2 separate regions of the Homo sapiens genome follow, and region 1 is linked to region 2. Evidence: read pairs that join two places in POLR2A ChIA-PET (ENCODE). Cell type or tissue: Panc1. All regions are shown on one strand. Links, peaks and the distances in the headings refer to the core of each region. The heading gives the core; the rest is flanking DNA.

Evidence for each region. Peaks named below come from ENCODE experiments on the same cell type or tissue, not always from the same donor. Only the 100,000 strongest peaks of a DNase experiment are listed, where the experiment ranks them.
Region 1: POLR2A ChIA-PET joins it to region 2 with 14 read pairs; 22 of 35 experiments call an interaction of 5 or more read pairs at or near these places.

What each region holds. Positions count from the first base shown.
Region 1 is chr11:10,291,941-10,307,606 of GRCh38, forward strand. SBF2 (SET binding factor 2) reads right to left here and starts at 2,279. Exons shown (of 40, transcript NM_030962.4): 1 at 2,075-2,279. The coding sequence starts at 2,129. It overlaps ADM (adrenomedullin), which reads left to right and starts at 13,133. Exons shown (of 4, transcript NM_001124.3): 1 at 13,133-13,289; 2 at 13,740-13,858; 3 at 14,009-14,158; 4 at 14,392-15,457. The coding sequence starts at 13,761. The coding sequence ends at 14,701. RefSeq lists silencers at 1,677-1,816, 1,857-1,936, 1,967-2,246, 2,367-2,416, 12,045-12,104 and 6 more and enhancers at 6,725-6,774, 6,855-6,934, 10,841-10,920, 10,941-11,120. In Panc1, for the core only: a CTCF peak has its summit at 6,524; no DNase peak of the experiment used is centred there; H3K27ac peaks cover 1,490 bases.
Region 2 is chr11:9,738,995-9,754,660 of GRCh38, forward strand. SWAP70 (switching B cell complex subunit SWAP70) reads left to right here. Exons shown (of 12, transcript NM_015055.4): 9 at 1,187-1,353; 10 at 8,864-9,062; 11 at 10,093-10,189; 12 at 10,870-13,999. The coding sequence ends at 10,976. Among named protein-coding and RNA genes, the nearest start is that of SBF2-AS1, 11 kb to the right of the region's middle. RefSeq lists enhancers at 1,462-1,581, 6,425-6,474 and a silencer at 6,665-6,714. In Panc1, for the core only: no CTCF peak of the experiment used is centred there; no DNase peak of the experiment used is centred there.

The DNA.
Region 1 (15,666 bases), core at 6,052-8,551, 550 kb after region 2:
GTATGTATCTAATCATGAAGGAACAGACAATCCCAAATTGAGGGGGCAGCCTACAAAGTGACTGACCTGTAATTGTTAAATATGTTAAGGTCATGAAAGTCAGGAGAAGATAAAGGAAATGTTCCAGATTGAGGGAGACAAAAGAGACATAACATGAATGCAACACATATTGCTAAACTGGATCCTTTTGCCAGTAAAGAGATTACTAGCACAATCAACAAAACTTGAACCAGTCTGAGAACTAGATGGAGTACTGTATCACTATCCATTTCCTGTTTTGGTTATTACACTGTGATCATGTAGGAGAACATTCTTGTTTGCAGAAAATGCACATTAAAGTATTCTGGGATGACAGGGCATCAGGTCAACAGCTTCCTCTCAAATTGTTGGGGGGCGGGTAGAATTTTTTGTACCATTCTTGCAACTTTTTTGCAAGTCTGTTATTGTTTCAACATTGTTGGCCGGGCGTGGTGGCTCAAGCCTGTAATCCCAGCACTTTGGGAGGCCGAGGCCGGTGGATCACGAGATCAGGAGTTCAAGACCAGCCTGGCCAGGATGGTGAAATCCCGTCTCTACTACAAATACAAAAATTAGCGGGCGTGTTGGCGGGCGCCTGTAAATCCCAGCTACTCCGGAGGCTGAGGCAGAGAATTGCTTCAACCCGGGAGACAGAGGTTGCAGTGAGCCAAGATCGCACCACTGCACTCCAGCGTGGGCAACAGAGCAAAACTCCGTCTCAAAAAAAAAAAAAAAAAAAATTGTTTAAAAGTGGGGAGGGGGGGAGGCGGAACAATGTCACTAAAAACTAAAGGTTAAAAAACTGATTTCCCACACTTAATCTTGATAGAAAAGAAACATCAGACTATGCCAAATTACTAGGAAATAAAATTTTGGATCCAGAAGTTTAAACATTTAAACTTTCTCTTTAACAATTGACCTCAATCAGGTCATGACTGGTGAAAGAGAAAAGAACATGAAAGGTTCCCACTAAAGGAGAGGAAGTTCTTAGGAGAGGAATAATGAAAGAGAGAGTGGACCAAGAGTGGGTAGAACAATGGTATTCTGAGCTACCAATGGCTGTAACCATCAGGAAAACACAATCTCAGCATCTCTGAAAAATGAAGGGGCTGTAGAGCTGATATCTCAAATTCCTTGCAAATGTGGGACTAGAATTGCCCTAAAATAGAAGTGGTTTCCCAGCTCAATTTGTTATTACATTATGCTTAGCTACATAGTAATACAAGAGAATACAAATACAGAAATAAACGTGCATGAACCCTGAATTCTCTTAAGTTGTGGAAGTCCGTCAATTAAAGTGTAAAATACAATGCATTTGCCCAATTGTTCCTTACGACGAAAATTCTGTGACAAATAAAAAGAACAATGAAAACACATTAAAGTGAAACAAGATCACCTTCAGCGGTCAGCTGGCTGTCCTTAGTTAAAAGACAAGTCATGTCACTGTGAAGTGACCGTCACATTTGTCCTGAAAGAATAGGGAGCATTTCCTAGAAAGGGGTAAAAGTGCAAAGAATCCTGTCCCCTTCCCTGGTACCACGCGTTCCTTGGGGAGGTCACTAGGCCCCCAACAGCACAGGGGTGAGTTAGCACTGGACTCTCAGCACTTCCTTTCGGAGAGGACAACCCCCTGCGTCACTGGTTACTCACTCAGGATGCAGGGCAGAAGTTTATCCCCGAGGAACTTAGCACAGTTGGCTCCCGCCCTCCCAGCCTTGCGGTCCTGGGCCCAATCTCAGGGCTCTCTCTGCCCCGGGTACCCTGCAGCCTCCAGCGGGAGGGTCGCGAGACCCCAACTCGCCTCCGGCCCGCCCAGCGGGTGCGCCCAGGGGCTGGGCAGACGCGGCGTCTTCCCTCCCCCTACCGTCGTGCCGGCCCCCCCACGCCCACCGCCAGGCTCAGCCCAGCCGAGAAGGCCGGACGCCGACCGCCCGCTCCTCCGAGACTCGGCCTGGCCCTCCCCGACGCCCGTCCCCGACGCCCGGCCCCGCGGAGCCCACTGGACAGCGGCCGGGGGGCGGGGAGGCCCGGGGGCGGTGCCGCCCCACACCCTTACCTGGCTTCTCGTGGTCATAGCCTACCACGATGAAGTAGTCAGCCAGCCGGGCCATGGCCGCCGCCGCCGCGCTCGGGAAGCGGGTCCCCGTCGCCGCCCTCGCCGCCGCCGCCCACCCGGCCCGGGAGGGCTCAGCATTTTCCCTGCAGCGGCAGTAGCGGCAGCGGCAGCGCTTCAGCCATGTTTGACAACCGAGGCGCGCTCTGCGCTTGCGCGGCGCCTAGTGCCCGCTCCTCCCCCGCCCCCACCCGCGCTGGCTCGGCTGCCCCAAGCCCGGGCGGCGAGCCCACCTCCACCCTCCGCGGGCCTCGCGGACTGCTGCGCTGGGGGAGTGGGCGGTCGGGCGTGTTCCCGCCACGCGCCGCCACCGCGGCCCCTGGAGGTGGTTCACTTTGAGGCCTGGATGCTGCTTCACGGCCCCCTCTGCCTCCCTATTTTTCCTAAAGCAGGGGGTCCTTCCTTCCGCCTTCTCTATTCTGTTTGGATTTGGAAGAAGGGATGTGGAGAGTTGAGGGGTCACTTGGAAAGCTGGCTGCTTCCTCTGCTCCCCACCACCACCAAAGATGAAATTCTCCCGCCCTCGGTTGGAAGCAAGGAATTTGCATCGACAGGGCTTTTGCTGCACGTTTCCTGTTTATGTTGTGTAGATGGGAATTTTAGAAACATGCCACCGAGCAGACGGGGGAGGGAGAGGCTTTTACGCAATCCTCCAAGGAGCCTCGGGTTTCAATGCCGGGTGGGCCGGGGGCGGTCGGCCTGGGCTTCCCCCGGAGCGCCCGGGAGAGCCAGATTCCACCGAGGAACGCGGCATCCCCGGGATCCTCCCGAACTGGGCTGGCCTCTCCCTGGGGAGCCCCGCACGCCTCGGCTTGCTTCCCTCGCAGCGGTCCCAGGGCTCTCGCAGCCCGAGCAGGTGGACTTCCAACTTCCCTGCTCAAACATGCACAAAAATGAATAGATGGTCCCGTCCTTCCGTCTCGGGATTATCAAAGTCGCTTGCTTTTTTGTTGAACCTCCTATTGACCATTTCGAATTTGGCTGGTGTGACATTCAGGTGAACTCACTTTGTCATTTGTTAATATCTCACGAAGTTTTAGTAGAATTTGTACAAGTGGTAGACCAAAGTTTTGGAAATCTCCGTGGTTTAGAAGTTGTCTTTGTGGTTGCTTATCACTGCTCACTATTAATTGAGGGTTTGATCCTTCATATTTACACATAAGACAAGGCCTCTTAGCAAAGCGTCTAGTATATAGTAGGTGCCTACAAAATATTTTAAATGAGTAAATGTGCGATTTTCCCCAACGACCAGCAGGAAGCCGCAATGGCTCCAACTCTGAACTGAGAGAGTTGACATCTCAGCTCCTGAAGATTTACTCTGCTGTAATTTACTATTTCCCCTTTCTCTGCCACACTTGTTTCATCTACAAATTGGGAGGGTTGGGCTGCACTAGAACTGAAACTGAAGGAATACTTTAACTCCAGGACCTCTATGTCAGTTGCTAATGGTAAAACTGAATCAGCTGAATTTGCAAACGTGGAGGGAAGATAGTTTGATCCTGAAAATAATTAAACCAAAAAAAAAAAAACCTCAGTCATACCCCGTGCAGCAATCCTCTCTGTAACTTCCCTGAGAGCTCATCATCCAACTTGATCACTTTCAGTAAAAAGTAATCTTACTTCCTTGGGAGGCAGCGCATTCCACTGTTTAACAGCCCTATTGTTAGAAAGTTCTTCCTTATTATTTCAGAGTTGTCTTACTGTAACTTCCCCTGATTCTGCTCTCCGGAACTATCCAGAAAAAAAAAATCTATCTTCATATGATAGATTTTTAAGGCAGCTATCATATTCCTTCCCAACTTTTCTAAAAATAGGGCAAAATTCACATATTGTAAAATTAGCCACTTGAAAATGTAGAATTCAGTGGCAATTAAGTACATTCCCAATGCTGTACAACTACCATGTCTATCTAGTTACAAAACATTTTCATCACCCAAAAGAAAACCTCACAACCATTAAGCAGTCATTCTCATTCTCCCCTCCCACAGCCCCTGGCAATCACCATTTTGCTTTCTGTCTCTATGGATTTACCTATTATGAATATTTCATATTCATATCATACAATATGTGGGTTTTTTGTGTCTTGGTTTTTCTCACTTAGTATATTGTTCTCAGCTTGTTTACGGGCAGATACAGTACAAGGTTGTAGCATCACATTGAAGTATCAATACTTCATTATTTTTTATGACTCAATAATATTCCATTGTATATTGTGTTAGACTGTTCTCACGGTGCTAATAAAGACATACCCGAGACTAGGTAATTTATAAAGAGAAGAGGTTTAATTGACTCACAGTTCCACATGGCGGAAGGCAAGGAGAGCAAAGCGGCAGACAAGAGAGCTTATGCAGAACTCTCCTTTATACCATCAAATCTCATAAAACTTATTCACTATCACCACAACAGCAGGAGAAAGACCCGCCCCCATGATTCAATTACCTTCCACCGGATCCCTCCCATGACAGGTGGGAATTATGGGGTACAATTCAAGATGAAATTTGGGTGAGGACACAGCCAAACCATATCATATGTATATACCATATTTTGTTTATCTGGAACAACCCATATGGACATATGGGTTGTTTCCACCTTTTGGCATTGTGAATAGTGCTGCTTCAAACATGCATGTACATGTATTTGAGTACCTGTTTTCAATTTTGGGGATATATTCTTGGGATTGGAATTACTGGATTAAGTAGTTCTGTTACTACTGTTTTCCACAGTGGCTGCATCATTTTACATTTTCACCAGCAATGCACTAGGGTTCTGATTTCTCTGCATCTTTGTCAACTCTTGTTTTCCTGTTGTTTATGTTTTGTTATAGCTATCTTAGTGTGAAGTGATATCTCATTGTGGTCCTGTTTTGCCTTTCCCTAAAGACTAATGATGTTGAGGATCTTTTCATGTGTTTATTGGCCATTGCTAAATCTTCTTTGGAGAAATGTCTATTCAAGTCCTTTGCCCATTTTTTAATTGATTCTTTGTCTTTTTGAGGTTGAGTTGTAAGAGTTCTTTATATATTCTGGATACTAGTCCTTGTCAGATATATGATTTGCAGATATTTTCCCATTCTGTACGTTGTCTTTTCATTTTCTTTTTAAAATTGTTATGCCCTATTCCCCCCCCCAAATATTTCCTATTTTTATTTTATTTTTCATTTTATTTTTATGTAGAGATGTTGTATCATGATGTTGCCCAGGCTGGTCTTAACCTCCTGTCCTCAGGCAATCCTCCCACCTAGCCCTCCCAAGGTACTAGGATTAGAGGCATGAGCTTCCACACCCAGACTTCATTTTCTTGATAATGTCCTTTGGCTCAAAAAAGTTTTTAATTTTGATAAAGTCCACTTTTTTAGTTTGTTTCTATGCTTTTAGTGTTATATCTAAAAAATTATTGCCATATTAAAGGTGAGATGAAGATTTACTGGTTTCCTTCATAGTTTTAGCTCTTTAGTACTTTGACCCATTTTGAGTTAATTTTGTAGTGGTAAGGGGTCTTGTTTTACCTTTTAAATGTCTTGGCTTTTATTTCATTTGCAAGTACTCATTTAAATTATTTTAATTTTTTAAAATCAAAGTTTATTGTTTTTAAGCCTAGAATCAAATGCTATTCTGCTTTTAGGCATATTTCATCTGTTACTGTCATAAGTAGACTTCCAGTCCATTTGCAAATGCCCATTTTGTCACACAGAGATTTTAACATATCCTAGGTACATGTAGAAAGGCACTGTGTGTTTGTATATACATGTGAACATATTTTGTATACACTAAAGCTGTGCTTTGCTTCTCAGCCAACAGCTGCCAGCCTGTTGAAACTGATAAGCCCTGACAAGGCAGCCTGATTACTGAGGTTGGCTGAAAGCCAGACCATCCCCTACAATAACCACCATCACCTTTCACCAAAGAGAGAGAGAGTAAAGCAAGCCCAGATTTGTTTTCCTGAAGGCTGATGGGAGCAGGAAGGGAAGAAGGGTATGTAACACTATCATGATGTGTATGTGGCAGATACCTTTCTTTTTTGCTTTAGAAGACGAAATAGATGGAATGCGGTGGCTCACACCTGTAATCCCAGCACTTTGGGAGGCCGAGGCAGGTGGATCACCTAAGGTCAGGAGTTCAAGACCAGCCTGACCAACATGGTGAAACCCTGTCTCTACTAAAAACACAAAAATTAGCTGGGCATGGTGGCAGGTGCCTGTAATCCCAGCTACTTGGGAGGCTGAGGCAAGAGAATTGCTTGAACCCAGGAGGCAGAGGTTGCAGTGAGCCAAGATCGCGCCATTGCACTCCAGCCTGGGCAACAAGAGTGAAACTCCCGTTCAAAAAATTAAAATAAAAAATTTTAAAAAAGACAAAATAGAGCTAATTATCAGTGAGCAAGGCTTATCAGCCCATTGCCCCTAGTGGGCTATTGCGGAGTAAGTGGTTTGATCTGTACAGTCATTTCAAGTGCTTGCTGTGGTTAGCCACAGTAGTTCAAGGAGGCAGTATGAGAGTCAGACTTGAGCAAACATCACCAGGCAGGGCTGAGGCCTCTTCAGATCGTCTCTACCAAAGCATAACAAAGGAGACTATGCAGCTGTGGTGGAAAATTCCCTGATCCATTGCTATATTTTCAACCATTTAGTTCCCTAAGCAAGAAATTTAATGAATCTTACCCTTGACAGCTGCCTCTCAGCCCCACATTCATCACTCAGTCCTATTGTTCCTACTTCCCAAATATGTCCGCTTCTCTCCACCCTCACTGCCACCCCACTAGTTTGAGCCGTTATCACCTTCTACCTTTATTATTGCAATAGGTTCTTAACTGTTTTCCCAGCTTCACCGATGGTTTCAAACTTTCTATATAGGTAAAAGTTAAGGACAGTAAGCAGGTTATTGAACCTGTCTCAAAATTAAATTTGTATAGCAAACACACCATTTCTACCTTGAGTGTGTGTTTGGGGTGCAAAGAAAAGGCTTCATAGATGACGTAGAAAGTGTCCTGGCCAGGTGTGGTGGCTCACGCCTGTAATCGCAGCACTTTGGGAGGCCAAGTTGGGCGGATCATGAGGTCAGCAGATCGAGATCATCCTGGCTAACACGGTGAAACCCTGTCTCTACTAAAAATACAAAAAATTAGCCAGGAGTGGTGGCGGGCACCTGTAGTCCCAGCTACTCAGGAGGCTGAGGCAAAAGAATGGCGTGAACCCAGGAGGCAGAGCTTGCAGTGGGTCGAGATGGCACCACTGCACTCCAGCCTGGGCAACAGAGCAAGAGTCCATCTCAAAAAAAAAAAAAAAAAAAAAGGAAGTGTCCTGCAGTTGCGGTCCATGTGTGATGAGATGAATGGTTGAATCTTAACATTCATTTGAAGTACCCCTGACATTAGCAGCTACAGTATATATAGGTACTGTAAGAGTTTACAAGCTACTTTTACTTAGATCACATGTTTGATGAGCAGGACTGGCTACATAATATGTGGAGTCCAGTGCAAAATGAAAATGTAGGACTGCCTGTTCAGAAATGTTGGAGAATTTCAAAACAGCTTCAGCAGAGCATTCCACCAAGTGTGGGCTCTTCTGAGAGCAGGCCGTGTGCTACTGAACAGAGTGTATGTCAGTGAAGCTGGTGAACTTTAGGATGGAATGAGTATGTGTATGTGGGGAGGGGGTATAATAAATGTTATGGGGGGACTAGACTCTCTGCAGTCTCTCCAGAGTACCACCACCGTGCTGCTTCCTTTCTTGCACCTTTCTAATCTATCTACCACATTCCATAGCCAAAACGATTGTTTAAATAAATGTATATCAGATCATGTCTCTCCTGTCTTCAAACCTGTCAATAGTTTTCCATGTCACCATAAATAAAGTGCAAAATCTTCATGTCGGAAAGGGTCCTATTTACTCTGACCCTGATGACCTCTTTAATCTCATTTCAGGCCTCTTTTCTCTATCATTCTATGCATTCCTATCAAACAGGACTCCTTTCATTTTTTCTAATGTACCAAGTTCTTTCCCATCTCTGAGTGTTTGCACATGCTGTTTCCTCCATTTCGAATATTAGATCCCCCTAGTCTTGCTTTTTCTTCAGAATACTTAACACAGTTTATAATCATGTAAATACATAATTCTGATAAGGATTTGTTTATATCTGGCTACGTCACTAGGCTGTAAGCTCGTTGAGGGTAAGTTTGTTGATGACTGCATTGGTGATTACTGTATGTTGAGAACTTAGCACAGTGCTGGGTATATAATATATAATCAGTAAATATTTGTTGAAAGAATGAAAAAACTATCAATTCATTCAGGCTTATAAATCAGAATTGCTTCTTGGCTGAGCACAGTGGCTCATACCTGTAATCCTAGCACTTTGGTAGGCCAAGGCGAGTGGATCTCTTGAGATCAGGAGTTCAAGACCAGCGTGGGCAACATGATGAAACCACATCTCTATAAAAAGAAAAAAATATATATAAATATATATACATATATAAAATAATTGCTTCTTTCCAGGTGCTTCTAATCTGATATCACAGGATCCCTATCTGGAGACAAGTAGCATGATGGTTGCTTTCATTAACACCATTCTCTTTGGCTATGGATGATTCAAATGGCCTAATCATCTCTTTTATCATCCATTCATTAATGCCATTTATTGTGCCCTCTGTAGCAAATTTCTCTTGAAGTAATTTCATTTTGTCCTGTTACAGGTATTATTGTAACAAGCTTCTTTAGGTTTACTACTTTCTCTTCTCTCTCTCTCTTTTTTTTTTTTTTTCTTTGTAGGGATGGATTTTTGCCATGTTGCCAGGCTGGTCTTGAACTCCTGAGCTCAAGAGATCCACTTGCCTCAGCCTCCCAAAGTGCTAGGATTACAGGCACGAGCCACTGTACTGGACCATCTCTTCTCTTTCATTTGTTCTGCAGTAATTTACCTTATTTAAGCTTCAGGGAGGTTTGCCTTCTGGCTTTACCATGTACAAGAACTGACTGTTACTCTCTGCCTGTTTTGTACAGGAGCACAAAAATGAGGCAGCAAACGCATTACTTTTCTTTATGCTGATGCTCTGGAAAATATTATGCCCTAAAGAGGGAGGTTAACTGTCCTCCTTGCCCTTACCACTATAAACCAGACAGAAATTTAAAATATGGAAACAGTGTTTTTTATTCTGTGTCAGGGTTTTAAACTTGGTCAACCTCCCGGAACTGTATGCCTATTTTATACTTTAATCGGTTTATGTACATGTTCATTTTTCTGGAAAGGATCTATATTTTTATTAGGTCCTTAGAGAAGTCAGAGATCCCAAAAAAGTGCCCTGGGCTTTGTATCCTGCTTTACTTCTCCTTGTAAGTGATCAAATCCACAAGGCTGATTGTGTTCTTTCTCTAAATCACTTTGTGTTATGACTTCAGGATGCATCTTGAACTTTGTTTTCAAGTGAACTTTGTAAACAAGTCCTCAGCTTAAAAGACATTTTGAACTATATTAATAATAAATGCATCATAAAATTTCCTGTTTGATAAAGGAGGCATCTGAGATAATTATGCAATGCACTTAGCTACTCACATTTTAGTTATTCTTATTAATATCATTGATATTTATTATTTTTCAATGCTTCTCTGAAAGACCTGAGTATGGCCACTCTGGCTTTAAGAACTGTGTCCACAGTGCTAGCTGAGAAACCACTACCACATATTTTTTTAAACTCCAAACTTTACTAAGAATCAGGCTTGGATATAGGGCCTAAAAATCATTCAATTGGAATGTGAAGAAGTTGAAACACCATTACGCAAAAACCCTTTAGCATATGTGTATGTGTGTCTCCCTAATGTCAGGATGTACACATTTATTACAGTGGTTTGGAGGTTTATTTGTAATCTGACCTTTTGAAATTCTGGAGCACACAAAAAAAGTAGATCTTCATTAACAAGGATTTTTTTTTCTTTTTCTTTTCTCTTTTCTTGCCAGAAATTTAAAGATGTTTCTTCCTTCACTTCCTTCCTTCCTTGTACTGTCCTTGCTCAACGTGAATCTACAATCACTGCCACTTGAATGGATGCAACTTATGTTAATAAATTGCCAGGATCAGAACTCCCACTGCAGCATTTCCTTCTCCATAGAACCACTGAACCAGAAATGCATTCTAGTGATTTTTTTTTGTCGTTAACGATGATTAATTAAACAAACTCGAGATTTCACGAGAAAAAACATAGATGCCCAGATTTAACAAACTCCTTATCTTTTTTCGACTTAAACCCACGAAGCTTTGGGGAGCACTCTAGCCCCTGCTACTCACCCATGCAAGCGGGGTGCGCGCTCGCGCACACACTCACTCACTCCAAGATAGGGGCTTTCTAGGAAAATACTTTGAGCTGCCAATCCAAGATTTTACTTAAAGAATTGACTTGGTTCTCAAGTGACAGATCTCTAAGTGCCAGAGCGGCAAAGTGCACCAGGCTGATAAAGTGCATGCCAAGACTCTCAGGTGGGAATTCTTGTCACAGCCAAGAGGTTGCTGGCATAGGCACCCGAGGCTGGCAGAGCCTAGCCTCTGAGTCTCCCTACACTCCTGGGCTTGCTTTCCTTTTTGAAGCTGCCTGCAGCTCAAAGAGGAGTTTGAACCAAGGGCACTTGCTTCGCGATCCTCCTGGCAGAGCCACAGCTCAAGTTTCCCCCACGGAATCACGAGCTTTTGTAAAGGGCAGCGAGGAGGCAGCGAGGTGGCAGCGAGGTACAGTCGCAGAGTTCTCTGGAGAACGAACACCCCCGCCGCGCCCCACCCCCCAGGACTGGTGGAGACTGGAAGGAACGAGTCCAGACCACGGGACCTTCCCTGGCCGTGGGCCGACGCCTAGCTGTCCTTGACCTCCCCAGCAGTCGGAGGCGCGCGCGGGAGAAATGAAAGTAAAACCTGTCCTGGCGCGGAACCAAGTGGAAGCTGGCGACAAGTAGGTCGCATCCTCAGAGCGACTGATAGCCAGTCCTGGATCTGCGCGAAGAGCTTGACTCGCAGAGGATAAAGTGAAAGGAAAAGGAAATGGGAGACAAGGGAGAAGAACAATAGTTAGGCTGGGGAGGCTCCTGGTCACCGAGCAGGCGTTCAGTAATAGCTGCTGTCTGCGGTGCAGACGGACTAGTCGCCCGGCCAGGCCACTTCGGTGACTGCCCTGCGCCCAGCCGGGCGGCCGGATCCAGACCAGTGCGCCGCGCTGCACTCCTCTAACCCTCCGCGTCCCAACCCCTTACCAGGGCCAGGGTCAGGGCCCGGAATCTGTCCTCCGTCCTCAGATGGAATTCAGGTCCGCTCAGGTGACTCCTTCCAGGAAGAGTCCTTAAATAACTTCCGCGCGGCCATTTCTTCCCCAGGTGCAATGTCCACTGTTGAGTCCCGAGAGTGAAAAGGCAGCTAAGCCAGCAGTGCGCGGCCCAGACAGACCACTCTGGGCAAGGTCCGCGCGACCCACTGCCCAGCCGCCTTTGCACCGGAGCTCAGAGCCATATGGCAGAGTAGGAAGGAAGCTTAAAGGTCTGCTGGGGACCGGCTCTAAGATGGGGACTCGAGAGATGGGACATGACTCGCCCACCTTCACACAGCGAATTGCCGGGAGGTGAGGACTAGAAGCCTGTTTGGCTAGTGGTCTCGCACCTTTGGCCTCTCCGTCGAGTCGCTGGGCTTCAGGACATTCGATTAGAGGAGTGGTTAGTAGGACCCCAGAAACCCACAAGCACGAAGCAGGAAGCCCCGTGGCTTAGCCTTTCCTTCCCAGTTTGGCCCCCAGGAGAGAAGTAAGAAAGAGAAGAAGCTGTGATGAAAGAGCACAAACGGGTGACAAACGTGTCTAGCGTGATTCATCATGAACAGGCACAAATTCTTTGGGCGGGGGCTAGGACTCTCCTTTGCCCCTTGAGAAGTTGGTGACCCCAGCCTAGAGGAATCCACGCCGCGCCCCAGTCGGCCGTGCTAGCGTGTCGGGCCGAGTAGGGACTCTGCTGCTTCCTACCTGCAGGGTGACTTCCCCTCTCTGCAGATACCTCCCCTCTCTGAGCTTGAATTTTCTACCTGCTGAAATGGGAAAAGGAATGTTACCTTCCTTGCCTGACTCAAGGGTGGCTGTGAAGCTCAAAGTAGACTGGGATGTGGCCGTGCTTGGTAAACTGTAAAATGATTAGCATACGTGAAGCGTTAGTGTGCTCCCTGGCAGTCAGTCCTCACGTTTACGATGGATTAATGAAGGCAGCCAGGCACAATCTCAGGTTATGACCTTATAAGGCATAATAGGATTACAAGGAGGCAAAATGAAACAGTATATTTCCTCCTAATTTTGGTTATTCCTATGTTTCCAAATAGAAATGAAAATTCTGAAATTTCAGATAATTCCCCCCTCCAAATCCCAATTCTCAATTTAGCTTTTCTGAGCCTTGTCCCTACCGTGAAATCTTACTAGCTCACCCCGAAACGCCGGGGTCTTGGTCCTCTGGGGGACTAGTGAGTCCTGCTCCTCTCGGCTTTGCTCCGTCCCTGCCCCGGCCCCTCCGCGGGAGTCTGGGGTCGCGGCCCGGTCAGGCGCCAAGCCGGCAGGGGGGCGCGGTCCACTTGAGGCCACAGCTCCCCAGGTCCAGGGCTCGGGCCATCCGCGCTGTCCCTTCCGCGGGCTCTTGCTGTTCTTCGCCAGGAGGCTTTGCACTCCGGGCCGCATGGGTCCTGGATAAGGACCTCAAGAGGTTGTAGTGGCGCCCCTTCGCTCCGGCGTACTGTCTGAACCCTGTGCCCAAAGAGGGCTGTGGCAGTTCCTGCACCAACCGCCTGGAGCCCATACCTAAGCCCTCTGGGCACGAGGGACCTCCTCTCCCCCGCTCCCCCCTCCCCCCATCCCAACTCCAGCCCCAAAGGAAGCAATGCGCGCGTCCGAGAGCAGGAGCGCGCGTGGCTGAGGAAAGAAAGGGAAGGCAACCGGGCAGCCCAGGCCCCGCCCCGCCGCTCCCCCACCCGTGCGCTTATAAAGCACAGGAACCAGAGCTGGCCACTCAGTGGTTTCTTGGTGACACTGGATAGAACAGCTCAAGCCTTGCCACTTCGGGCTTCTCACTGCAGCTGGGCTTGGACTTCGGAGTTTTGCCATTGCCAGTGGGACGTCTGAGACTTTCTCCTTCAAGTACTTGGCAGATCACTCTCTTAGCAGGTAGGTGCCGCAGACCCTGCGGGTTAAGAGGTGGGGTGGGGGGCAGTGCTTGCCAAGGCCCTAAACTGGGAGCGCTGGGTGAGGGGAACAACCCACTTTGGAGGGTTCTCTGAGAGATAGATACACCCCATATCCTGGGCCCAGCTCGTGCACACAGCTGGAGGTCCAGAGACCCAGTCCCCTCTGCTCCGTCAGCCAAGTTCCAAGAAGTTGAGCAGAGACCCTCTGGGAGCCTGGCGGGGTGCAGCGGCCTCCCCTGCGGGGCCTGTCACCCGGCCGGCGCGTGCAAACGCCTCTGGCGCCTCTCTGCGCGGAGGGAGATAAGCGTCTGAGCCAGGGAAAGCGCGGGCTAAACCCGCCTCGCCGGGGCCCCTGCCCGCCCTCCGTGCCCCGCCCGGGCGGTGCAGCTGGCCCGGGTGCTCACGCTCGACTCTCTTTCTTCTTTTCCAGGGTCTGCGCTTCGCAGCCGGGATGAAGCTGGTTTCCGTCGCCCTGATGTACCTGGGTTCGCTCGCCTTCCTAGGCGCTGACACCGCTCGGTTGGATGTCGCGTCGGAGTTTCGAAAGAAGTGAGTCCGGGCAGCGCCTTCCCCCTTGCTGGTACCTGGCAGGCAAGGGGAACTGACCGTTGGTCCCGAAGGTCTAGAAGTGAATGGGAGCAGGGACAGGCCTGGGCGTCACCTGAACGCACGCGAATCGGGTCTGCTTGTGTTTTCCAGGTGGAATAAGTGGGCTCTGAGTCGTGGGAAGAGGGAACTGCGGATGTCCAGCAGCTACCCCACCGGGCTCGCTGACGTGAAGGCCGGGCCTGCCCAGACCCTTATTCGGCCCCAGGACATGAAGGGTGCCTCTCGAAGCCCCGAAGACAGGTAACTACGCCCTGTGCTGTCCAGGGACGGGAGGGAAGGAAGGTGTGCGGGAGGAGTTCTCTGTCTCCACTCCCCTGGCCCGGGGGATCGTCGGGGCTGGACCGCAGCTCAGATGGCGCGAGCAGTTTCCAGCTCCCTCTGGCTCTAGAATGGCTCCCGTTCCCGGTGTTGGGGCCAAAGCTCTGCTTGATGGGGTCTCAAGTTGCCTTTCTTCCCCCTCCCCCCGCCCGCAGCAGTCCGGATGCCGCCCGCATCCGAGTCAAGCGCTACCGCCAGAGCATGAACAACTTCCAGGGCCTCCGGAGCTTTGGCTGCCGCTTCGGGACGTGCACGGTGCAGAAGCTGGCACACCAGATCTACCAGTTCACAGATAAGGACAAGGACAACGTCGCCCCCAGGAGCAAGATCAGCCCCCAGGGCTACGGCCGCCGGCGCCGGCGCTCCCTGCCCGAGGCCGGCCCGGGTCGGACTCTGGTGTCTTCTAAGCCACAAGCACACGGGGCTCCAGCCCCCCCGAGTGGAAGTGCTCCCCACTTTCTTTAGGATTTAGGCGCCCATGGTACAAGGAATAGTCGCGCAAGCATCCCGCTGGTGCCTCCCGGGACGAAGGACTTCCCGAGCGGTGTGGGGACCGGGCTCTGACAGCCCTGCGGAGACCCTGAGTCCGGGAGGCACCGTCCGGCGGCGAGCTCTGGCTTTGCAAGGGCCCCTCCTTCTGGGGGCTTCGCTTCCTTAGCCTTGCTCAGGTGCAAGTGCCCCAGGGGGCGGGGTGCAGAAGAATCCGAGTGTTTGCCAGGCTTAAGGAGAGGAGAAACTGAGAAATGAATGCTGAGACCCCCGGAGCAGGGGTCTGAGCCACAGCCGTGCTCGCCCACAAACTGATTTCTCACGGCGTGTCACCCCACCAGGGCGCAAGCCTCACTATTACTTGAACTTTCCAAAACCTAAAGAGGAAAAGTGCAATGCGTGTTGTACATACAGAGGTAACTATCAATATTTAAGTTTGTTGCTGTCAAGATTTTTTTTGTAACTTCAAATATAGAGATATTTTTGTACGTTATATATTGTATTAAGGGCATTTTAAAAGCAATTATATTGTCCTCCCCTATTTTAAGACGTGAATGTCTCAGCGAGGTGTAAAGTTGTTCGCCGCGTGGAATGTGAGTGTGTTTGTGTGCATGAAAGAGAAAGACTGATTACCTCCTGTGTGGAAGAAGGAAACACCGAGTCTCTGTATAATCTATTTACATAAAATGGGTGATATGCGAACAGCAAACCAATAAACTGTCTCAATGCTGATTCATTCTCTCGGCTCGGCTCTCACGTCTAGGAAGGGAGGGTGCCCTGGTCCCGGCCCGCCCAGGAGCCTTGGGGTCCCGCCGCCGGGCTTGGGAAGGTGGGACAGCGGCGCGTGCAGGTGCTGGCCCTACTCTGAGCGGGCTGAGCTGTCACGAGCTCTGTTCTCTGTGTGGGGCGCGCAGAACACGTGTCCTGGGTGCGAATCAGGG
Region 2 (15,666 bases), core at 4,588-7,087:
AACAGTTCTGATTTGGAAAATAAATAGTTATGGAAAAAGTAAGCATAGGTTCCATGGTATATCTCCTCTGTAATAAGCAAGGATGGCGGGGGTGAGATCCTGAAATTGTGAGAACATCTAGAGTCTGATTTGTTGCTCTTGGCAGCTCCGGTTCATCCTAGAGGCTTCCATCTTCAAGAGACCCAAGATCCAGGTTGTCTTAGGTAGTTAGCTGGTTAGCTGGAACACAGGTCTTCTCACATTGAGTGATACTCTGTCAGAGAGTGCTAAGCCCAGTGCCTAAATAGATGCATGTGACATTTCCTCTAGTCACTTTTTGTTATTTAGAGTTGAAAGAGATGTGTTTGTGGTTCAGAGAAAAGAGGAAGGCAAATGTGATGTAGAGAAACAGCCAGAATGTCTGGTCTTGTTTCCTCTCTGGTCCTTCTTACTGAACATTGGCTTTTTCTTCTTTAAGTTCAGGATTATCACATGCTCTCTCATGACTCTTCTGAAGACAGAGTGAGCTAATGCAAGTGAAAATATTTTATCAACTGCAGAGAAATAGGCTAATGTGTTTGTTATATTTAGGATGTTCTTGTCTTGTAATTTTTAAGGCAGGGATTCAAAACTCTGTAATCCAGAAGGGAAAAACCATTAACGTATACAGATTAACTGAAATGCTTGAGTTCCTCTAGGGCTGGAGGTGCCCCAGGGAGTGGAGACAGCCAGGGAAGTGTGGGAGGAATCCCATGCTGGATGACCTTTCCTTCTTCTTTAGTGTAACACTAAAGAAGACTGGGAAAAGGTTCGTTTGCTCTGACTGGGAAAAGGTTCGTTCCTTTTAGAGAAGACCCTATTGGTAAAAAGATTGTGACTTTAAGACAGAAAGGAATTTAGAGAGAAATTACACAAGGAAACATTTTTTTCTTGACTTGAGTCTTAAAATGTGGAGTGGAAGGGATGGAAAATACAGCAGGGCAGAACATAATTTGGGTTATAATTTGCTCTTCCCAGACTCTTTCACTATTGCGATTGGGTGTGGTACCCTCATCTCCTCCATCTTTAAGTTCAAGGATTGAAGGACAGGGTCCTGCCACCCTGATGGGCTGAGGCTGCAGCTGTGGGCAACCCCTCAGGTGGAGGTGAGGCTTTCCCTGAGAAAGAAGTCAACCTGCATTTAAACAAGACCCTTTTATACCAACAGATCAGACAGCAGATGGAAGAACAGGTTGCTCAAAAGTCCTCTGAACTGGAACAGTATTTACAGCGAGTACGGGAGCTGGAAGACATGTACCTAAAGCTGCAGGAGGCTCTTGAAGATGAGAGACAGGCCCGGCAAGATGAAGAGACAGTGCGGAAGCTTCAGGCCAGGTGCCAGATTTGTTTGCAGACTTTGCCTTTATGTACTTTGCCTGGGCTAATACAGTTTCTTGGAATGACTAACACTCTGGTGGAGAGGGAGAAGTGTCTCTGCTCTGGCTGTGACTGAGCTCGAGGTGCTGTCCAGATTAGAAAGACTGTGGAGACTCGACCGGCTGGAGTGTTTCTTTTCATTCTGAGGCGCTGGGAAACCCTTGCTTCTGGGGCTAAATAAGGGCCTATTTTAGAGCAGTCTGGTAGGTATGTTTGATGAGGTACCCTTAGTCTTATTCGAGAAAATCCACAAACCCAGAATTACCTCTGATAAGAGCTTGGCATCTTCAACACGCTCCAGACCAGAGAGGGCCATTGGTATGCAGGCAGAGGCCTGTTCAGGCCAACGTTGCCGTCAGGTTTTGAGGAATAAGGAAGAAATATGCAGTTTCTATTTGGTCATTCAGGATTGGTAACATTCCTTCAGTAATTACTACTTGAAATCCTAATTTTAAAAGTATTTGAAACCTAGATTTTTTTTCCCCTTAGAACTTTATGATAGTCATGTTCGCAGATGAAAATTCTCAATTTTGGGCCTTCATGGCAGCAGGGAGGACAAAATAAAATGAAGACTCCCAAAGGGAAAAATTGAGCCTATCCTCTGCCAGTTTCTACTTTGCTGCCCCATTTACATTATTTAAGGTGTCTGGGATGGGAGACAACACTAAAAAGTATTCACTACAGTAGCAGCACAGGGTCCAGTCTTTGATCTCTGACCCCCTGTTTTGGGGAGCAGTTATGAGATGAGCTAGGGTAGATTTTCCATGGCTGCCATTTTACATGTGGAGCAGCAAAAGATGTTTCTTTAATCTTTAGATAGGAAGAGAAAGAAGAAGCCATCTTTAGTTGTATATTTTGCCAAAAGTGACTTCAAAAATAAATAAATTGTTTTGGACATTTAGATTTTAAATTTAAATTTTTTTAAGGAAAAATTATTTTCTAAATAGAAAATTAAGCATGTAGCATATTGCCAGGCATATATAGGCCCCACAGGTGCACATTCACTGCACTGTGAGGTTAATCAGGTTCTTGGAACTCCCCTCCAGTGCCACTCGGCAGTGATTTTAGCAGAAGAGTCACTCTACGGGAATGTTTGAGTGCCATGTGACGTCCAGAGTGACGTTCTACATGACACTCAACATTTTTTGAGCCACCTCATAATTTGAGCCGTGTTGAGAGTTAATAGATTGTTTTTGTGCAAAGAATTCGCAGGTGAAATATGCTATATGTATTACTGCAGTTTTGTGGGAAGTTGATTATGACACAGCAGAGACTAGATCACAGAGGGAACCAGATAATTCTAGAAATACTAGTCTTAGTTATTTAGTGTTTATAGAATGAGTGATATTTTGAATAAGGGATAATTTTGGATAATTGAAGCCAGTGGTTTTTTAACCAATGTTATGTATCAGAATCACCTCACAAAGCTTCTGAAAAATACACCACAAAGTGTGGCTCACCCACCACACTTTGGGAGGCCGAGGCTGGAGGATCACTTGAACCCAGGAGTTTATGACCAGCCTGAGCAACATGGTGAAACCTCATCTTTAAAAAAAAAAAAAAAAAAAAGTCTACTTGGGAGGCTGAGGCAGGAGGATCACTTGAGTCCAGGAGGTTGAGGCTGCAGTGAGCTGCATTTGCACCACTGTACTACAGCCTGGGGGACAGAATGAGACCCTGTCTCAAAAAAAACACAAAACAACAACGGCAAAAAACTCCAGCTAATTATTTTGCACACTCTGATTTAAGCAATAGCAAAATGGTTTCAACCTTTTGAATCCAGATGTAACTTCTACATACAGCTCTGATCCAATATGCTGAAAGTACTGCACACAAATTTAACTTTTTCTTAATGTGCAAAGGGCATTTTATGAATATAATTATTTTATTATTCTAAATTTTTTTTTCTCTTAGTTTTTGGAACCTGAAATGGACAAATTTGCCCCCCTGCTCCCTTTTTTTTTCTGAGATGGAGTCTTGCTCTGTTATCAGGCTGGAGTGCAGTGGCGTGATCTCGGCTCACTGCAATCTCCGCCTCCTGGGTTCAAGCGACTCTCCTGCCTCAGCCTCCCGAGTAGCTGGGAGTACAGGCGCGCACCACCACACCTGGCTAATTTTTGTATTTTTAGTAGAGATGGGGTTTTGCCATGTTGGCCAGGATGGACTCCATCTCCTGACCTTGTGATCCGCCTGTCTCGGTCTCCCAAAGTGCTGGGATTACAGGCATGAGCCACCACGCCCGGCCTAGTGGTCATTTTTAAGTGAAATGTGTTCCTCTTTCCTGAAGTCACTGAAGGCTGTGGCTGATTCAGAGGGACTTTCTGTCAGATTGGCAGAGAGGGTTTGTTCTTTGCTCCTCAGGATAGGCCTTTCTGGATAGAAAAATCAAGGGAAGTCATCCTGGAGTTGGGTTGGAAAACTGGCACTAATGAAATGCACATAATCTTACGCCAAGGGCCTGTGTAAAAGGCTGCTCAGTTAACTCTTCTCACTCCTTTTTTTTTTTTTTTAATTTTATTATTATTATACTTTAAGTTTTAGGGTACATGTGCACAATGTGCAGGTTTGTTACATATGTATACATGTGCCATGCTGGTGTGCTACACCCATTAACTCGTCATTTAGCATTAGGTATATCTCCTAATGCTATCCCTCCCCCCTCCCCCCACCCCACAACAGGCCCCGGTGTGTGATGTTCCCCTTCCTGTGTCCAAGTGTTCTCATTGTTCAGTTCCCACCTATGAGTGAGAATATGCGGTGTTTGGTTTTTTGTTCTTGCGATAGTTTACTGAGAATGATGATTTCCAATTTCATCCATGTCCCTACAAAGGACATGAACTCATCCTTTTTTATGGCTGCATAGTATTCCATGGTGTATATGTGCCACATTTTCTTCATCCAGTCTATCATTGTTGGACATTTGGGTTGATTCCAAGTCTTTGCTATTGTGAATAATGCCGCAATAAACATACTTGTGCATGTGTCTTTATAGCAGCATGATTTATAATCCTTTGGGTATATACCCAGTAATGGGATGGCTGGGTCAAATGGTATTTCTAATTCTAGATCCCTGAGGAATCGCCACACTGACTTCCACAAAGGTTGAACTAGTTTACAGTCCCACCAACAGTGTAAAAGTGTTCCTATTTCTCCACATCCTCTCTAGCACCTGTTGTTTCCTGACTTTTTAATGATTGCCATTCTAACTGGTGTGAGATGGTATCTCATTGTGGTTTTGATTTGCATTTCTCTGATGGCCAGTGATGGTGAGCATTTTTTCATGTGTTTTTTGGCTGCATAAATGTCTTCTTTTGAGAAGTGTCTGTTCATGTCCTTCGCCCACTTTTTGATGGGGTTGTTTCTTTTTTTCTTGTAAATTTGTTTGCTCACTCCTTTCTTAAAGCAACAGCCGATCATTCGTGGAATATTTGGAATCTCATTATTCTTTTAATGGATAGTTCTTTCTCTGTCAGTCTCTTAAAAAGACAGTGTCTTAAAAAAAAAGAGAAACTTTTTATAGTAAATTGTTTAAATGAAAGACAAGAACTTTAGCTTGAAACACGTAGATCTTGTAATTTTTTTTTTTTTTTTGAGACGGAGTCTCGCTCTGTCACCCAGACTGGAGTGTAGTGGCGTGATCTCGGCTCACTGCAAGCTCTGCCTCCCAGGTTCAAGCCATTCTCCTGCCTCAGCCTCCTGAGCAGCTGGGACTACAGGCGCCTGCCACCACGCCCAGCTAATTTTTTGTATTTTTAGTAGAGACGGGGTTTAACCGTGTTAGCCGGGATGGTCTTGATCTCCTGACCTCGTGATCCACCCGCCTCGGCCTCCCAAAGTGCTGGGATTACAGGCTTGAGCCACTGCACCTGGCCAGATCTTGTAATTTTAAAAATTACGATTGAAGTTTTTTATTAACTTTTAATTTTTGTGGGTACACAGTAGGTGTTTATATTTGTGAGGTACATGAGATATTTTGATACAGGCATACAATGTGTAATAATCACATCAGGGTAAATGGGGTATCCATCACCTCAAGCATTTATCCTTAGTCTTACAAACAGTCCACTATACTGTTTTAGTTAGTTTTAAATGTACAATTAAATTATGATTGACTATAGTCACCCTTTCTGCTATGAAGTTTATTTTTTTATGTGTAATCCTGAAGGTGATCTAGCCACTTCTGAATGAGAACTCAGAAGAAAACTGTTCATTTAAAATGTAGAATACTCAAGTTATTGGCCGGACATGGTGGCTCACGCTCTAATCCCAGCACTTTGGGAGGCTGAGGCGGGCGGATCCCTTGAGGCTCGGAGTTTGAGACCAGCCTGGCCAGCATGGTGAAACCCTGTCTCTACTAAAAATACAAAAATTAGCTGGGCGTGGTGGTGCATGCCTATAATCCCAGCTACTCGGGAGGCTGAGACACTTGAATCCAGGAGGTAGAGGTTGCAGTGAGCTGAGATTGCACCACTGTACTCCAGCCTGTCTCAAAAAAGAAAAAAACAAAAAAGAAAAAATTAAGAAAAATCGAGTTATTGGAAAGTTCTTGAGGCTGAGCCATAATCTGTCCTGTTGTAACTCTTACCCACTTTGGATCTGTAACACCCTGGAGTACACCTTAGTCGTGTCTGTATTCCCAGCAACTCGTACCTGGCACACAGTAAGTACCCAGGGAAATTTTTTTGAATGAATGAATGGATCCAATGGGACCACATGGAACAACAGTCCCTCTTACATTTGATATAATACTTTTCATATATTTGAAGGTTAGAGACTGGGCTCTGGAATGAGGCCACGGTTTGATTCCTGGCTCTGGTACTTTTAGCTGTGTAACTTGAGAGAATGGCCAACTTTATACAGTTGTTGTGAGGATGAAATGAAATGATGCATGCAGAGTGTTTTAGAGTAATGCCTAGCATTTGGGAGTCACTCCGAGTGTGTTGCTTTCTGTTCCTTTATCTCATTTGCAGACGGGGAAGATATATAATGTGTGGAATGTAAAAATAAGCATTCAGAAAAAAGATGTTGACAGGCTAGAATGATGATTTTAGACCAAGAAGCTAATTTAACATATCAAAAGAACAAGTACAGGATCCAGGAGACTTGGCTTTATAGAAATTCATTTGAAAAGTTCTACAGTTTCATTTCCCTGAAATGTGGTTGCCAAAACCCTATACACTCTTAGGCAGCCTTAATGAATGTGAAGTGTCCAGAGCAAATGAGATAATTGTCCCTCTATAATATGAGCTGTTACCTACCAGTACTTGCTGTGTGGTAGGCATGTAAACACCTTATGTGCATTATCGCATTTAATACACTAATAAACCTTTGATGGTAGGTGTAGTTTCTATTCCTTTTTTGATAAATGAGGAAGCCGATACACAGAAAAAGAGTGAGGCACTGAAGTCTTTAGTCAGGAGTCTTACTTGCGAACCACAGAAACCACCTTGTATTAGCTAAAGCAATAAAACAATTTGTTGAAAGTTTCTTAAATAGTTTGCCAGTTCCACAGAAAGGCAGGTGACCAGGCCTTGAACACAGGCAGGAATCACAGGGGGATGAGCAGCCCCAACTACAGCCCAAGCCAGGCCATGGGAAGAGTCCAGTGAGGATGCCGCTGGCGCCCATGTTGGTACCAGGCATCAGCAGTGCCATCGCTCCTGCTGTCACTCAACACTGCATATTACTGCCACCGGCAAGATGAATTCTCTACTGGCTCTGCTTCTTTGTGCCAGGTGCTTCAGAGTCAAAGTTCCAGAAGGAGCATCTACATAGCCAAGCCCAGCTTGTGCCTCCACCATACCCTAGCTGCCAAGGGGTGGGAGGGCAGGTGTCTGGCCTGTGGATTCTATAGCGGGAAATGAGCCCTACCTTCCATCAAGTCTTCTACTATGGCAGTTCCCCTAGACACATGAAGGAGTTCAGAGGCTGGGCAGCCTAAGCACCTGGAAATGTCCATTCCCCCTCCATACTTTTACCACTAGAATGAAAAAACAGACCCATCCAGTCTTGTTCATTCTTATATCCCCAGTGCCTAGAAAAGCACGTAGAAGGCACATAAAAAATACACATCAACTGAGTGAATAAACTCTGCACTGGTCAGACCACATCTGTAGTGTCGTGTTCTGTTGTGTACATCAAACTCCAAGAGACATCTGAGGAGACCTCAGTGTCTCCAAAGAAGGATATTGAGTCTGGAAGCTGGGTCCCATTAGTTAAGGCTGGAGGTGGTCTTCTTGGAGAAGGATGTTCTCAACAGGCAACAAAGCTGCCTTCCAGTTGCGAAAGGGCTATCACAGGGAAGAGGGAGTAGATACTTCCTTTGTGGAACTAGGGTAGTGGATGGGAGAACTCATCTTAGTATAAGAAAAAACTTCGTAAGAATTGAAGCTGCCCATAAATAAACTGGCCCAATTTGTGAGGCAACGAGTGGTAGCCCATCACCTAGAGTATTGGAGCTGAGTTGAATAACAACCTTGCAGGAAGTTGTAGAGGGAATTTGGAAATTGGTGTTGGTATAGTCTGTTACTTTATTCCTTTGTTGTTAGTTTTATAAGAGCAGATGCTGGCAGGTAGTAGTAACTGACCAGTCATGTGACTTGACTTTGTTACCATAATATTGTTGCTCAAGCCACTAGATATGTATCCTGTCCTTGGCTGGCATCGAACGACACTATATACACTTTAATGCAGGTTTTGGCTGTTTGTTAGTTTATTTAAACAACTACATAGCTGGGTATTCCCAGATAGGTATTCCTGTTATTTTGGAGTCACACAGACCTGGGTTAAAATCCATTATAACCTGTGCAACATACTTTTAAACCCTTTGGTTTTTCATTGCTTCATCTGTAATGTAGGGACAATACCTTTCAGGATTGTCAGGGGATTAGCAATAATGGAGGCAAGGGCCTGGCATGTAGCAATTGTTCAATAAATAGTATCTCTATTCTGTCTGCGTTCACTCCTTTCTTCATCTTCATTATCAGCTTTTTCCATGGTAACAGGTTTTTACTAGATGAAAATGTTTTCATGTTGTAGCAACCAGGCAAACTTCAAATCTTGGCCCTGCCACCTGGCAGGTGGATGATCCTAGTACAGGCCACTGAACCTTTGTGTCTCACTTGCACCATCTCTAAAATATGAGTAGCAGCACCTAAATTTACTGTGAGGATTAATTGAGAAAATACACTTGACTCTTAGGCCAGTTCCTGGCACACATTAAACTCTGGATAAATGTTATTTTTTATTTCACAAACGGGTGAAACTGAGAGAGCTTAGAGCAGGACATATAGGCTGCTTTACCAGCTTTGTGAATATGAGCTTCTCTGGCTCCTGCTTTCCTCCTGGTGGAATGAAAGGGGGATTAGACGACCTCAAATATTCTCTTGTCTAAAATGCTTCCCTCGTCTGCTGGGTCAGGGTGGTGACCTGGGCAGGATTTGATCTGGAGCTTTCCTCCACATTGTAGGTTGTTGGAGGAAGAGTCTTCCAAGAGGGCTGAACTAGAAAAGTGGCACTTGGAGCAGCAGCAGGCCATTCAGACAACCGAGGCGGAGAAGCAGGAGTTGGAGAATCAGCGTGTCCTGAAGGAACAGGCCCTGCAGGAGGCCATGGAGCAGCTGGAGCAGCTTGAGTTAGAACGGAAGCAAGCACTTGAGCAGTACGAGGTAATGAGACTTGGCCCTGCAAACTTGTATATTTAAATTTTTGAAAAACATTTCTCAATAATAGAATTATTTGCTTAGCTGCCAATATGAAGCTGTAGTAAGAATCTTGCTTAGCTGTAAGAAAGAAAAAAGAGGGAGTTTTTACAGGAGATAAGATATATTATACATCCATCAGAGACAGAAACTGCACAGTAATTTGAACAGGGAAAGTTTAATATAAAACATTATTAACTGTCATAGGAGATTACCTACTGTGTTGTAAAGAAGGCTTTGAGAATGCAGGAACAGCAGACGTAGGGAGCAGCCACTGCCTCGAAAACTGAGGCAGAGCACCAGGGAGGGAGTGGATCTGGAAGAGCATTCTTTGCTTCTTGCCCCTTAACCCCAGTGTTGTGATCCATACCTCCATGGAGAGGGTGCACAGATGGCAGAAAAGTTTGTTGAGGTGCTGTGCCAGCAAAGCTCACTGGGAGGCCACCGGCAAAAGCTGCCCACAGGGAGGTGCTACAGAAACTCACTGGTGGTGAGCACTGTGGGTGTTCTGAGTGCCACAGGAGCCGCTGAGTGGAACCTAGAAGAAAAGTCCCTCCCTCCTCGTGTCCCTTCAGCACCCTCTACTGACAAAGCTTTATGCTGCCAGCTAGTGAGGAGAATTATTTTAGTTTCACCAGCAGGACAGTTCAGGGTGGATTTGGAGTGGAGAGGCAGTAAACTGTAACTGGCACACAGGGCCATACACCCATTGTAATTCGTATGCAGATGGTGGAAGAATAGGCTTTGGAATCAGACAGCCTGGGTTCCAATTCTGGCTCTACCATTTCCTGCTGTGTGACTCTCGGCAGGTTACTGACCTTCTCTGAACCCGTTTTCACTCTGTACAATGGGGTAATAGTAGTTCCCACTTCTTAGAATGGGCTATGAGAGGATTTAATGAGATAATTCACAAATACATAGTAAGGGCCCAATAGTTGTGATTTGGTTCTTAAACTACCCGTGTGTCTGCATAGTCCAAAATCCACTTTTGTTTCAGGAAGTTAAAAAGAAGCTGGAGATGGCAACTAATAAGACCAAGAGCTGGAAGGACAAAGTGGCCCATCATGAAGGATTAATTCGACTGATAGAACCAGGTAACAGACTCTATGAAGTAATCATATATTTATTTTTATTTTTCATTTTTATTTTATTTAATTAATTTATTTATTTTGAGATGGAGTCTCGCTCTGTCGCCCAGGCTGGATGGAGTGCAGTGGTGCGATCTTGGCTCACTGCAAGCTCCGCCTCCTGGGTTCATGCCATTCTCCTGCCTTAACCTCCCAAGTAGCTGGGACTACAGGTGCCCGCCACCACGACCGGCTAATTTTTTGTATTTTTAGTAGAGACGGGGTTTCACCGTGTTAACCAGGATGGTCTTGATCTCCTGACCTCGTGATCCGCCCGCCTCAGCCTCCCAAAGTCCTGGAATTACAGGCGTGAGCCACCACGCCCTGCCCATATATTTATTTTTAAATTTATTTTTCTGTTTCACTTGTGTATTTGAATTGTACTAAAGAAACTTTTTTAGCCCAAATGTAAAAAAACCAAGCTGTTCAGGATAAATTTCTCTTGAAAATCTTATCCCCTAATAGGTAAGAGGGCCCAGTTAATCCCCTTGGTATACATCTTCTAATTGTTTTAGCTGGTATGACATTTATGCATGTTCCTCAAAGAAGAAATAAAGTAGGGAAGTTACTATTTTGTCTGTAGAAAAATGATGGGGTATCCTGAAGAATATAATACTTCCTGTATTTAAAGCATGTTTGCCTCTTAGGTTCAAAGAACCCTCACCTGATCACTAACTGGGGACCTGCAGCTTTCACTGAGGCAGAACTTGAAGAGAGAGAGAAGAACTGGAAAGAGAAAAAGACCACGGAGTGACTGAGCTTGCTGGCAGTCACGTCAGTTATGTAGATACTGCATGGCAGGAGAGCTTTACGCTAAAGACAAAAGAAACAGCTTTGGGGGCCGGGCGTGGTGGCTCACGCCTGTAATCCCAGCACTTTGGGAGGCCGAGGCGGGTGGATCACCTGAGGTCAGGAGTTCAAGAGCAGCCTGGCCAACCTGGTGAAACCCTGTCTCTACTAAAAATACAAAAAAAATTAGCTGAGCGTGGTGGCGGGCGCCTGTAATCCCAGCTACTTGGGAGGCTGAGGCAGGAGAATCACTTGAACGTGGGAGGCGGAGGTTGCAGCGAGCTGAGATCATGCCGTTGTACTCCAGCTTGGGCAACAGAGTGAGACTCCATCTCAAAACAAAACAAAACAAAACAAAACAAAAAAACCCGGCTTTGCTGCTTTTAACTCTTCTTCCTTCTGTGCCTCTCTAAGTGGGTCAGTATCCTAAGGAAGCCTTCTTATTTATCTTCCTGCAAACAAGGGTTACCTGAAAAGAAAAAAAAAGTCAACATTGTCAAGCTGTTTGTTTACTCTTTCTTTGAAAACATCACCTTCTGAAATTTGTCTTTTAGCTCTCTCAGATTCTTCCCCAAATGAGGCAGGGTGCAGACAGCACAGTCAGCTCTGCAGAGTTTGGAGGGGCTCACTGCCACTGGGTACTCAGAACCTCTGTGGACTGGATGTCAGCTCTTTCCTTTGGCAGCGTGTTTCCTTTTCCGAGTATGTGCTGTTAAACTAGATTGGCCGGTTCGCTTTCCATTTCCTGACACTTGACATGGAATGCCTTTGACCATTGGTGCTCTGACAGAGAAGTCATGGAGTCATTGCCATTTCCTGGTTGCCCTTTTGGAATGTGATCCTGTTAGTAGAGGTTTTCTAGCTTCTACTAAGATATTTCTTTCCCTAACCATCATACACTTGGCATGTTTCATTCCCATCTCCTTTCCCCTCACCTTAAAGGAGACTACCCCTTTGCCCCATATTGTCAACCTAATTTTCTCTCGTACTCTCTCTAGTGAATGATGTGCTACCAAGTATATGCCAGGCTGTGAGAGGATTATACTGAGTAGTAGAAAGAAGCTAATTTGAAATAAAAATTATTTGTATAATTAAGAAAGCAGATTAGATGCACATGGTCAACAGGAAGTTGACTGTATGTCTGCTAGTTAGATTCAAAACATCATAAAGATGATAGCATGTCAATATATTAGCCTAGCCATTATGTTAGCCTTTGTTAGGTGGGCAGCTTTTCTGCTTTTTCCCTTCCTCTGTGGTGACAACGGAGGAAATATCCAACAGAAATACGTCTAACAGGGAAATTGGGATCATAGTTTATATGCATCTGATTTGAAAGGAGTATTGAGGAAGGTTTTCATATATGATCTATCTTTGGATTAAAAAGAACATTTATGAAATCAAGCCTTCTAACACTAGTTATAATTGAGAAGCAACAGTAACTCCGTGGACAGCAATCAAGCTTAAAATTGTAAATAAATATGGGGATAATTCAGTTGTTGCAAAAAAAGGGCAGAATTCAGTAGAATAAAGTCCTTTTCTCTTACAGGTATTAAATGAGGACAGAGAACCTCAGGTGTTCTTATGCTAGTGCTTGCTGAGTGCATACTAAGAAAGCAATTCCAAATAGATGTATACATCTAGAGAGAGTGGTATTAGAGATTCAGTGTATGTATTTATTTACATGAGAGGAAACTGGAATATAATCCCATAAATTATCACCTTTTATGACTGGAAAATATTTGCCAATGAAGAAATGGTCTGTAGGTATTTGTCTTAAGATTTTTGGCTGTTTAATAAAAATGTAACTTTAACGGTTTCTTATAGTTGCCTTTATAAAGTGTATTGTCTAAAATATTTTTGTATCATGTGCCTTTGAAATTTGACAGCTGATTTGGGTGTTGGATTTCTGCCCAGCCATTTATCAGTATTATCATTTTATTCAGTAGCTGGCAGGTGTATTAGACCAACGAGACTTAGGTAAGGAATGGAACCTTTCCTGTGGTTTGACTGCACATTACACCAGAAGACTCCAGTATCCCTCATTCCAGAATGAGGAAAAAGTATTCTACAAAGAACCTAATCACCTCTGTGAAATCTATGGGATGGAAACAGTGTGGCCTTAGGAGTCAAATAGTCTCTGCATGGTGGGGAGGATCATGATGGAATATGTGAATTTCTACTTCTAGAAGTTGTGAAATAGGTCCTGCACTTTTGCAGAATGTCCTTCTTTAAACCTGGCTTATTCCACAGCTGTAGCTGATAACATGACCTGGGGCTTAGCTGCTCTAGCCCTGGGTTCTTGGAGACCTCACACTGCCTGGCCCCTGGCCATCCACCTAAGGACTGCCTGCTTTCTGGTCACATGTGGACCTTGATACGACTAAGCGGTTACATATGTGGTTGTGCAAAAGCTTTCTGTTTAATGCATAGTGTTACCGATTTACATCTTGGTTTTCAGTGGCACTATGTCTAGGAGGCAATATCCTTTTAAACAGTGCTTTGGCTAAGATAGATACTTGTGAATCAAAGATAGCACAGAAATGAACTAAGTATATCCCATTTGGAATTATATTTTGATACTATTTAAAATGGTTTCACCTGTTAAAGGGCCAACAGAACTCTTGGTTTTACTTTTGTAATTACTGTACAGAAAATTTCAAGAGTGTTTGAGTGCTTGTCATCAGGTGTTTTCCTTAATAAGTAGGGATATGATCATTTACAGGAATTATATATGAAAAAAGTTTTTGAAATGTATTTTTGTGATGTGCTATGTTGAGGGGAAACCAAATATTTATGATTTTAAAACATTCGTATGAAAACATTGTACAATGTAATATGCTCAACTTTCTCAATTTTTTGCTAATTTTTCTAAGATACATTAAAAATGTTTTATATTTTTTTTTAAGTAAAATGGACCCAGTAAGAAAATTAAAAATACCAGAACATACACTTTAAACTGTCTGATTTAATAAAACAGTGGGGGGTAAAGTTGGGTGTATCTATGTGTATTTTCATATAATGAGATGGACTTTGGTTTAGGGACATTTCCTGAAAACACTGGGTTTGGAGTTTAGACCCCAAGAAGTTAGCTGTGGCCTCATGTTTGGTGTTTGAGTCACGAATGTGGGGAAGCCATGGCTGATGTGTCAGCTCACAAACGGGAACTTACAAAGATGATTTCTCATTCATTGTTGCTGTTACCTTCAAATTTTCTTACCTCTGTTTTCCTTAGTTTTCTTTTTATGCCTTTCAGTTTTTCTTTCACCAGAGTAAACCGTGTGGCTTTTTGTTTGTTTGTTGTGGTTTGCATTGTTGCCAAGATAAAATGCCTGTTGTGGACTAAGTGGGCCCACTCAGGCCAGCTTGATTGTATATTGGAAAGCTGATCTTTCCCTCTTGGAGGGAGGGAGAGGACACTGGTTGGTGTGTTTAAAAACTGTTCTTTCTGAGGCGGGCAGATCATGAGGTCAGGAGATCGAGACCATCCTGGCTAACACGGTGAAACGCCGTCTCCACTAAAAATACAAAAAAATTAGCCAGGCGTGGTGGCGGGCGCCTGTAGTCCCAGCTACTCGGGAGGCTGAGGCAGGAGAATGGCGTGAACCCGGGAGGCGGAGCTTGCAGTGAGCCAAGATCATGCCACTGCACTCCAGCCTGGGCGACAGAGGGAGACTCCGTCTCAAAAAAACAAAAACAAAAAACTGTTCTTTCTCTATCACAGTGGTTCTCAACTGGTGGTAATTTTGCCCTCCAGGGGACATTTGGCAACGTCTGGAGACATTTTTTGTTGTCACAACTGGAGGGAGTGTTGCTGGCATCGAGTAGGTAGAGGCCAGGGATGCTGCAAAACATCTTAAAATGCCCAGGACAGCCCCCATTAACAATTATGTGGACTAAAATGTCAGTAGTGGCAAGGTTGAGAAAACCTGCTCTACAGAAAGGCAAGTTCTATTATCCAGAACACAATATAACCCTTGGAGTCAGGGTTTCCCTTTCAGATGTCCTAGGAGTTGACTGACCTCTTCAGTGCAAATGAGGAGCACCTGGAAGGGAGAATGCCTGTTTCTCTGTGAGCTGGCAGAGAGCAGAGGGCAGGGACCTCTGACACACCCAGAGCCTCTGGAGGGGGTTGCTTTGGATATATTTTAAAAGACTATGATGCAAGTTGCTGAGGCATGAAGTGTAAAAGCTGCCTTAACCCTGATTTCTTTCCAGGTGGTGAAACACAGGGTGGGTCTGTCAGCACCATTTAGCAGCTTGTGAGGAATGAATTTTCAGATTTGCCACTCAGGTAGTGATGTGTCCCGCACAGCGCTTGTGCTTGTTCTAACTGGCCAAGCTTTAATTGCAACCTTCTGGGTAGTTCCAGCAAGGCACAGCTGCCCTAGTGGGGTGAGGATCAGGTGAATAAGATCAAGACATATGAAAGCGTGGGAAGAGGCACTCCTCAGCTTTTACAGTGCAGAGGAGGTGCTCCAGATTTGTTAAAGGATCAGTTTTGGGAATAGTTTATGGAATCTCTATTTCTTTCCTCTCTTTCCCCCTCTACTCCTTTTTTATATATTAGAGACTGTAATAATCACCTCCCTACTTCCTACTTGGCAATATCCACTAAAGCTAAAAACAACAGCTACCCTCCGGCCCAGCAGTTTCCA